2 separate regions of the Homo sapiens genome follow, and region 2 is linked to region 1. The links are chromatin contacts, found by Hi-C or POLR2A ChIA-PET in ENCODE. All regions are on one chromosome and are shown on one strand. The core of a region is the stretch at or near the end of the contact, and the rest is flanking DNA. Distances in the headings are between cores, read along the strand shown.

The links. A loop is a pair of places that touch in the nucleus more often than their neighbours do. ChIA-PET counts read pairs that join two places held with the same protein, here RNA polymerase II (POLR2A). Pooled maps may share reads with other maps.
Region 2: a map of left cardiac atrium shows a loop between it and region 1 (7-fold over the local background). The contact joins two enhancer-like sites. A Hi-C loop is called at or near these places in 6 of 168 maps with a recorded cell type or tissue (GM12878, GM13977, Jurkat and 3 more), 20 of 37 single-sample maps with no recorded cell type and 12 of 50 pooled maps. POLR2A ChIA-PET finds 5 or more read pairs at or near these places in 9 of 52 experiments (Caco-2, GM12878, H1 and 6 more).

Annotation. Positions count from the first base shown.
Region 1 is chr17:65,189,793-65,194,544 of GRCh38, forward strand. It overlaps RGS9 (regulator of G protein signaling 9), which reads left to right. Exons shown (of 19, transcript NM_003835.4): 11 at 383-444; 12 at 3,751-3,864. Among named protein-coding and RNA genes, the nearest start is that of RGS9, 55 kb to the left of the region's middle. Within about 2 kb of position 2,204, at least 3 of the 41 ENCODE cell types and tissues checked have a DNase peak (open chromatin) inside an H3K27ac peak, as active enhancers do.
Region 2 is chr17:65,153,776-65,158,214 of GRCh38, forward strand. The region is part of intron 2 of RGS9 (regulator of G protein signaling 9); the gene reads left to right. Among named protein-coding and RNA genes, the nearest start is that of RGS9, 19 kb to the left of the region's middle. RefSeq lists an enhancer at 1,501-1,660. Within about 2 kb of position 2,581, at least 5 of the 41 ENCODE cell types and tissues checked have a DNase peak (open chromatin) inside an H3K27ac peak, as active enhancers do.

The DNA.
Region 1 (4,752 bases), core at 954-3,453:
TTTGGCCAATGCTGCAGAATCAGGAAGTTTAAGGATGTCACCTGTGGTGGGGACCACTCTCTGCTTCTGTCTGCCAGAGACATGTGAGGGAAAAGCCAAGCGTTTGTCCCCGTGTCTCAGTTGAATGCTCCTTAGAACTTTTTTTTTTTTCTGCTGATGCTTTTTCCCAGACTAATACATAATGGCTGAAGGAGGCCACTGATTTGAAGTCTGTGGTCATCTGTCCACTGTGGGCCTGACCCACTGGTACTGAGGGGGCTGGCTCTGGGCATGGAACGGGATGTGGCTCTGGGTAAATGGCTTCTGGGTTTGGAGGCTGTGTGTAGTGACACTGAAGGGTGGGAGGGGGTTGAATACCTTCTAACAACTGTGTCTCTTCCAGATCATGTATTACCAACAGGCCTTGATGAGGTCCACAGTGAAGTCTTCTGTGTCCCTGGGAGGGTATGTCCCTGATTTGTTGATCTTGCTAAAGTCTGATGAACAGGTAGACAAGAGGAGAACTTCTGCAAACTCGACAAGTCCTGGGCTGACAGACTGAAGATTCAGCAGAACTGTGAGGGACAAAACCAGTCTCTTGGGGGCTTAGTTCCTAGTTCATCCCTCAGAATAAACCTCCGGGTCTCATCTTGGGTTATGCAAAATCGAGCGTAGGTGAGGTTCTAGAAAAGACTGTTATGTTTCTTGGAATCCACTAATGTGTGGATGGGGAAGTTAGAAAGAGTTGGAAGTCCGTGGACTGTAGACCCTGTGAGGATCCAAGACAGCCTGGGTTCCTATCGTTACTGGTTCCAATTCATTAGGAGTGTGTGAGTCATGTTTACTGGTTCCATGTGCTACTAAATGTCCATTGTTCATCTTTGATTTAAAATCCCATTAAGATAAATTGGACATTTATGTTTGATTTATTGAACTTTCTGGCTACCTTGACCCAGCCCCCCATAGGACATCATCTAGGAGACAAGAAAGAGCTGAGTGCTGCCTCCCACGTGCAAGCAGTTATTCTTTTAAAATGCGGAATTTATCTTAGGACTGCATTTCTAACTCTGGGATTTTCCTGCACACATGAAAATAAACTTGGCTTATTCCTGGGAGGCACGATGTGACTAATCATGTATTCTGACTGTGTAAGACTCAAGTCATGGTACTAATCGGGACTGAAGATGCTGTTTTGTTTAGTGCCTTCCTTCAATATGTTTAAGGGTTGGGCTCTTGTAAAAATGTTTTACATCTTCCTATGTCCCCAGTTTGCAAAAATGCCATCTGCCTGAGAAAATATGCCCTGACCCCACACACATTTCAGTGACTCTGCTGCTGCTAAGCCCTGATCCCAGCTGAGGAGGGCACCTGTGTACTCAGGGGCATTCACTTTGGGTTATAATAATCATCATTGTTCAGTGATAAACTCAAAACCATTTACTTCCGTGTTCCATAAACCCAGTTTCATGAAACCAAACAGAAAGAAAATGGAAGGAGACCCAAGGATAGTTCTTAGACCCAGTTTCCAATTTTTATTTGTCTCAGGACCTCATTACCGTAATTTTGACATCATTAGTGTTTTGACCTGTGAACCAGTTTTTTTTTTTGTTGTTGTTGTTGTTTTTTACCTCCAGCTTCTCCACTGGTAAATGTCTGGGCCCGTCGAGGTGCCTCATGCCTGTAATCCCAGTACTTTGGGAGGCTGGGGTGGGCAGATCACCTGAGGTCAGGATTTCAGGGCTGAGGTCGGGGCGGATCACCTGAGGTCAGGAGTTCAAGACCAGCCTGGTCAAAATGGAGCCCCGTCTCTACTAAAAATACAAAAATTAGCCAGGAATGGTGGTGTGCCCCTGTAGTCTCAGCTACTTGGGAGGCTGAGGCACAAGAATTGCTTGAACCCAGGAGGAGGTGGCTTCAGTGAGCTGAGATAGCGCCACTGCACTCCAGCCTGGGAGACAGAGCAAGACTTTGTCTCAAAAAGAAAAAAATAAAAAAGGTCTGATTGTCGACTAAGAGAGTCTCGGGAGAGAATAAGCCAGGGGGCTTGAGTTCTGAATAGAATTGCAAACCCAGTGCTTGTCTCTAAGGTACCAGTGGTTTATCTCTAAGGCATGGATCCTGTTCTGTCCAAATCTTATGGCTGAGGGAAGACTTCAGGGCAGGTGCATTTCACATTCACTGTGGACACAATTCCCCACCTACGGGGAGGAGGCACAGCAGGTTTTCAATACCCAGACAGCAGGAAATGCATTGACTCAGAAGGTCTGACTCAACTCAAGGGAATTAGCTTTTTTTAGAAAAGTTTTTTAAATTGACACATAATTGTACATGTTTAGGGGGTACATAGTGATGTTTCAATACATACAATGTGTATTGATAGGATCAGGGTAATTAGCATATCCATCATCTCAAACATTTATCATTTGTTTGTGTTGGGAACATTCAATATCTTCTTTTCTGGCTATTTGAAAGTATATAAAGTAAAACAGAGGTTACTACAGACTGGGAAGGGAAGGGGGAAGGGGAGATAGGGAAGTATTTGTTAAAGGATAAAAAATTAGGCCGGGAGCGGTGGCTCACGCCTATAATCCCAGCACTTTGGGAAGTTTCAGGCAGGAGGATTGCTTGAGTCTAGGAGTTGAAGACCAGCCTGGGCAACATAGTGAGACCACATCTCTACAAAGAATAAAAAAAATTAGCCAGGTGGTGGCACATGCCCGTGGTCCCATCTCATCATGACACTGACGTGGGAGGACGGCTTGAGCTGGGGAGGTCAAGGCTGCAGTGAGCCATGATTGCATCACTGCACTCCAGCCTTAGTGACAGAGCAAGACAATGTCTCAAAAAAAAAAAAAAAGTTACGAAATTACAGCTAGATAGTGTTCTGTAGCACTGAAGGATGACTGTAGTTAATAATAATACAGTATGTATTTCCATAATAGCTAGAAGAGAAGGAATTAGCTCTTCCTCCAAATAGTGTGTTTGGACCAATTAAGCCCCAGGTTTAAATAATGGGCCTAAGTTTCCAAACCCAGGCATTATCCTGAGAAAGGGTAGAACCCAACATGGCAAGAGTCTTGGAGTCTGTGGCAACTTTGGGCTTCTAAGATGGGTGCAGAGACACAAGTTTGAACACTCCAAGTTGGTTTGAATCTAAAAACCTATTGATAAAATATAAACAGGCCATATTTTAATGAAATAGATACAGAAAGGCCGGGCATGGTGGCTCACACCTGTAATCCCAGCACTTCGGGAGACTGAGGTGGATCGCTTGACCCCAGGAGTTTGAGACCAGCCTGGGCAACTTGGCAAAACCCTATCTCTACCAAAAATACAAAAAAAAAAAAAAATTAGCCTGGCCTGGTGGTGCGCGTCTGTGATCCCAGCTACTCAGGAGGCTGAGGTGGGAGGATTGCTTGAGCCTGGGAGGCGGAGGCTGCAGTGAGCCAAGATTGTGCCACTGCACTCCAGCTTGGCTGTCTCAAAAAAAAAAAAAAAAGAAAAAAAAGAAAAAGAAATAGGTATAGAGGAATGACAGAGGGACTGGATGGAAGACAATGTTTCATTTCACAAGTAGAATTGGGACTGATTTTGTCAAATACCTGCCAATCCCAAGGGTTATTTGATTTGAGGAAATTTCTAGGAAAACAGTAATAAGTATGTCACCAAATCGATACAGGAAAAGAGGACAGCCTGGTCAGTTGACCTGTGTATTGATGTCATATCTTGGGTGTCGAGCTTCTAGGAAATCATTTTCTGTTTCCTTTTCAGGATTGTGAAATACAGTGAGCAGTTCTCATCCAACGATGCCATCATGTCAGGCTGCCTCCCCAGCAACCCCTGGATCACCGATGACACCCAGTTCTGGGACTTAAATGCCAAATTGTATGTATTTTATATATTGGTGTTTTTTAAAAAACCGTTTTTGAGTTACAATTCACATGCCATAAAATTCACCCCTTCAAAGCATACAGTTCAATGGTTTTTATTATATTCATAGAGCTACAATCAATTTTAAAACATGTTCATTACACAAAAAAGAAACCCTGGACGCCCTCCAGCCTTAGGCAACTATGAATCTACTTTCTGTGTTTACGGATTTGTCTGTCTGGACATTTCCTATCAATGGCATCACTTGGAATCTGAGGAATGACAGAGGGACTGGCTGGCAGACAATGTTTCATTTCACAAGTAGAAGAGGAACTGATTTTGTCAAATACTTGCCAATCCCAAGGGCTACTCGATTCGAGCAAGTTTCTAAGAAGACAGTAATAAGTATGTCACTAAATCGATACAGGAAAAGAGGACAGGCTGGTCAGTTGACCTGTGTATTGATTTCATCTCTTGGGTATTGCGCTTCTAGGAAATCTAGGAAAGACTATGGGGTCTTTTGCGACGAGCTTTTTTCACTTAGCATCATGTTTTCAAGGTTTACGAATCTTGTAGCATGGATCAGAACTTCATTCCCATTTATGGTTGAATCATCTTCATGGTATGGATGCACTAGAGTTTGTTTATCCATTCATCTGCTGATGGACATTTGGGTGGTTTCTGCCTTTTAGCTATTATGAAGAATGCGGCTATGAACATTCGTGGGCAGGTTTTTGTGTGGGCATATTTTCATTTCTCTCGGGTGTATATCCAGGAGTGGAATTGCTGAGTCAAATGGTGACTCTATGTTTAACAACAGATTGGTTTTGAAAATTAAAAAATCATATGTATGGCTTTGCATGTTTGATATCTAATTAGCGTAAACTTAAGTTCTGGGCGGGC
Region 2 (4,439 bases), core at 1,331-3,830, 36 kb before region 1:
GCTACTCGGGAGGATGAGGCAGGAGAATGGCCTGAACCTGGGAGGCAGAGCTTTCAGTGAGCAGAGATTGCGCCATTGCACTCCAGCCTGGGCGACAGAGCGAGACTCCGTCTCAAACAAAACAAAACAAAACAAAACAAAGCTTTATTTCTAAATAAAGTTTTATTGGAACATATCCATGTTCACTCATTTATGTATTGTCTATGGCTGCTCTTACACTACAATGGCAGAGTTAAAATATATAGTTGTGGCCAGGCACAGTGGCTTACACCTACAATCCCAGCACTTTGGGAGGCCGAGGCAGGTGGATCACCTGAGGTCGGGAGTTCGAGACCGGCCTGACCAACATGGTGAAACCCCATCTCTTCTAAAAATACAAAAATTAGCCAGGCATGGTGGTGCATGCCTGTAATCCCAGCTACTCGGGAGGCTGAGGCATGAGAATCACTTGAACCCGGGAGGCGGAGTTTGCAGTGAGCCAAGATCGCACCACTGCACTCCAGCCTGGGTGACAGAACAAGACTCCCACAAAGCTGAAATGTTTATTTACTATCTAGCGCTCTACAGAGTACATTTGCTGACTCCTGGACTAAAGTCTTCCTCTGAGGAAGGGGTCAGGAGGGAGAAAAGGACTCAACAGGTCATTTCTTGAAGCCATTCCTCCCAGAAGGTCATTTTAGAAACCTTCACTGTCATTTTTTGTTTTGTTGTTTTGTTTGCTTTGTTTTAATGAAACCAAGTAGCAGAAAAAAAAATACTATTTAGCAGAAAAAAGTTGGCCTTTGTTTTGCTCCACCGTTTACCTTCTAATTCATTTCAGGCCCTTCTCAACTGCCCTGTGGGAGTGGTGCCACTGTCTCCTCTCTGTGTGTGGGGGTGAGGTGCCTACAGAGCATCATTTGGGGATATTGGCAAGAAGGGCTGGACGCCAATATTAAGAGAGCATTTTGGTTAATGTGTTACCTGTTTTCTGATCTTGATTTTGCAGTAAAGACAATGTTTCATACTTAGGCGTATTGCCTGCAGAAGCAGACAGCTTCTCATAGCCCAAGCCCGGGCCTCACCACGGCTGTGCTCAATGTGAGGCCTCCCTCTCTATGCCACCCCTGACCTGACTATTTATTTTTCACTCAAGGTGCCCTAGTCTTTGCAGAGACAAGCTGGCTCACAGCTTCCCCTTTCCCTTTCTGACTGCTTAGAAGAAAGGATGCCCCCACCAGCAATGTGTCACTCAGGTTTCCTTGCATGCAAGCAACAGAAGACCCACTCTTTTGTTGGAGCAAAAGGGGAAGTAATTGAAATGCTATAGAGCAGCTCATGGAGGAAAAGGAAACACTGACAAGCCAGACTTTGGAAAGGCCAAGAACCAGCGTAGCTCTGGGCACCCAAAGAGTGGAAACAGGGGGCAGACTTTTCAGGGTGCCTTTGTGTCCCCCATCACCTCAGATGCAGCTGGGGCAATTCTTCCTGAAGGCATCCCTGACCCTGTCCCCCTCCCTGCCTTTGACTGTCATTAATTTTGGCCTGAATTCTCTACTGGACTGGGGCCCTTTAAGGGAAAGTACCTTGTCTTGCTCATCTGGGTAATCCCAATGCTTCTCAGAGCTGTGTTTGTAACAGATGGTTAGTAAAAGTTTATTGAATGCATGAGTCACTTATTGTCTGTCCTTGTGTGGAGAGTGAAGGATTAAATCCTTCAGGTGTCTTTTCTAGCTGTAGCCCTGGTCTCAGTTTACTTTCTCCATTGTTTTTGTTTGTTTGTTTTGTTTTGTTTGTTTGTTTTGAGACAGGGTCTCATGCTGTCTCCCAGGCTGGAGTGCAGTCATAAAATTATGGCTCACTGCAGCCTTGACCTCCTGGGCTCAAGTGATCCTCCTGCCTCGGTTTTCCAAAGTGCTGGGATTACCAGCTTGAGACTCCACAGCTGGCCAGTTTTCTCATTTTTAATGCAAGAATGGCAATCCCTCCCTAAGGGAACGAGTGCAGGAAGGAAGTGAGAGAGTTCTGTGCAGGTGCTGAGTATGCAGTGGGTGCTGGATGGTGGTGGTAGCTAGTGCTTTCCCACACATTGTCTGTTAACACTCACAATAAAGTTAAGGGTAGATATGACTGCCCACTTTTTGCACATGGGGTTATGGAGACCAAAGAGTTTCAGCAACTTGCCTTCATGTCCTTAAGCTCATTTCATGAGTGAGCTTGAATTTCAGCCCAGCAATGTGACTCCAGAGTCCATATATATATTTTATTTTTACTTATACTTTTTTTTGAGACAGGGTCTTTCTCTGTTGCTCAGGCTGGAGTGCAGTGGCACTATCTTGGCTCATTGCAGCTTCTGCCTCCTGGGTTCAAGCGATTCTCATGCCTCAGCTCCGGAGTAGCTAGGATTACAGGCACCCACCACCACATCCAACTAATTTTTGTATTTTTAGTAGAGATGAGATTTCACTATGTTGGTCAGGCTGATCTCGAACTCCTGACCTCAGGTGATCCACCCGCCTCGGCCTCCCAAAGTGCCGGGATTACAGGCATGAGCCACCGCGCCCAGCCCAGAGTCCATATTCTTATCTACTGTCAGTTGTGCACCAGCTGCTTTCCTTCCCTGCACACGGGGCACACTTGGTTCCTGGATTTGGGCGAGGTCGCCCATCCTGCCATGGCTTCCTTGTTCCTCCTGCACAGGTGAATTCCAGCTGCTGTAGAAACAACACAGGGAGAAGCCCTGGTCCTGCAACAACAGCACCGATAAAAAAAAATTATTTAACTTCTTGGACGGCAGGCGTCCCAGGGCTTCCTCGGGACAAAGGTGGCTGATGCGGGAGGCTGAGCAGCCTGCCAGGCTGTCAACGTAGACCGCGTGGTACAGATGCTGGTGGCACCATAATCTCATTTGATCTATTTCGGGAGGCAGTCAAGTGGATGAGAAAGCCCTCGGCTCCTCGGTGGAGAGAGCTAATCAGTCTGATGTCTGCCTAGGTCTGTCTCTCTGCCTGCGCACCACTGTGTAGCATTTAAAGAGAGAGACTTGGTGTGGAAAGTCTAAACACCCAGTCCTAGGAGTTTAGATGAAGGATTTTGCTTTTGAACAGCCATCCAGGAGTGAATGATGCTAAGAGCAACAGAGGGAGAACCATGGAAAGCCATGACAGTGTGCATGTGGACACTGACAGAGATCATGGCTGGACATTTGTGTCCTAGGGTGTGGGCATGAAGGGAAGAATTACAGGTTGTCTACACCCAGCCATGGTCGTAGGCAGGCAATTACGCCCAGAGAGCGTGTATATGGGTCATAAGAAGAAATGTCCCTGCACCGCCTCCGAGGAGGGAAGTATCATTGGCAATTATCCAGACATAAGAACACAGGGAGTGGAGTCTCAATCCTGGCCCTCTTCTTTGATGTGTTATGTGGGCCTGTTTCCATGCAGACAGGCTTCCAGCTTGGCCTTTGGAAAGCAGGCTAAGATTGCTGGAAAATGTGACCATTGGCATCTGCACGATGGTATCTGTGATGCGGTGCTTCGTTCCAGGGCACCTTGTCTATCTTCTGAGATGCTATTACCTTGTGCCTACGAGCTGTACCTTCTGCTTGTGAGGTGAGAGGGCCCAGGCTGAGGGAAGGGGCTCAGAGCTTCTGTGGGGTCGTACGGCAGCTCTGGGCTTGTTGGTGGAACTTGGCTTGCCTTGACCCTTAGATAAATCTGAATCCTTGAGGGGAGCAGGTGGGTGGGACGGGTGTACGGGTGCACATTCTCTCCTGGCCTCTGAGCCCGCCTCTCCTGCTGTTTTTCATGCCATTTTTTCATGTTTTTTTGTGTGTTGTTCCCAAGCCAGCCCCTAAGATTTGCAGGGCCTGGGGCGAGAGTACACATGGAGCCTTCATTCCATCATCTAAAGTTATAAATCAACTAGGATAGGTCCCAACCTCCTACCCTGACAAAAGTACCTTCACAATGTCATGGAAGGCCAGGTTCAAGTTTAGAAGTTTCTGACTCCTCGGAGTTCTGCCTGGGAACTTGGGGAGTTGGAGAGCCGGCCCCAGCCCTCAGCCTGTCCTCTTCTCATCCCTGTCTCTGTTTTACTCCCAGAGTCCCAGCTTGGTCCAGAGCCCTGCAAACAGCTTGCCTCGGGTCTGTTTTGTGTGTGTGTATGTGTGTGTGTGTGTGTTTAGACTTAGCCTATTTACTATCCAGTTAGTGAATAACAGACCATGTACAAGTTATCGTCAGGTAAAAGATCAATACAACAAGAGATGTAAAGATGAAGCGTGTGTGTATGTATGTGTGGGCTGGGGGTGCGTGCGGTGTTAAGTTGCACATCTGCTGGAGTCAGATCATGGATAGCCTTGAATTACAGGCTGCAGAGCTGGGACTGAGCATGATGAGGTGGGGGTTTCTGAAGGTTCTGAGCGAAGAGGAATGAAATCGCAGCTGAACGGGAAGGAG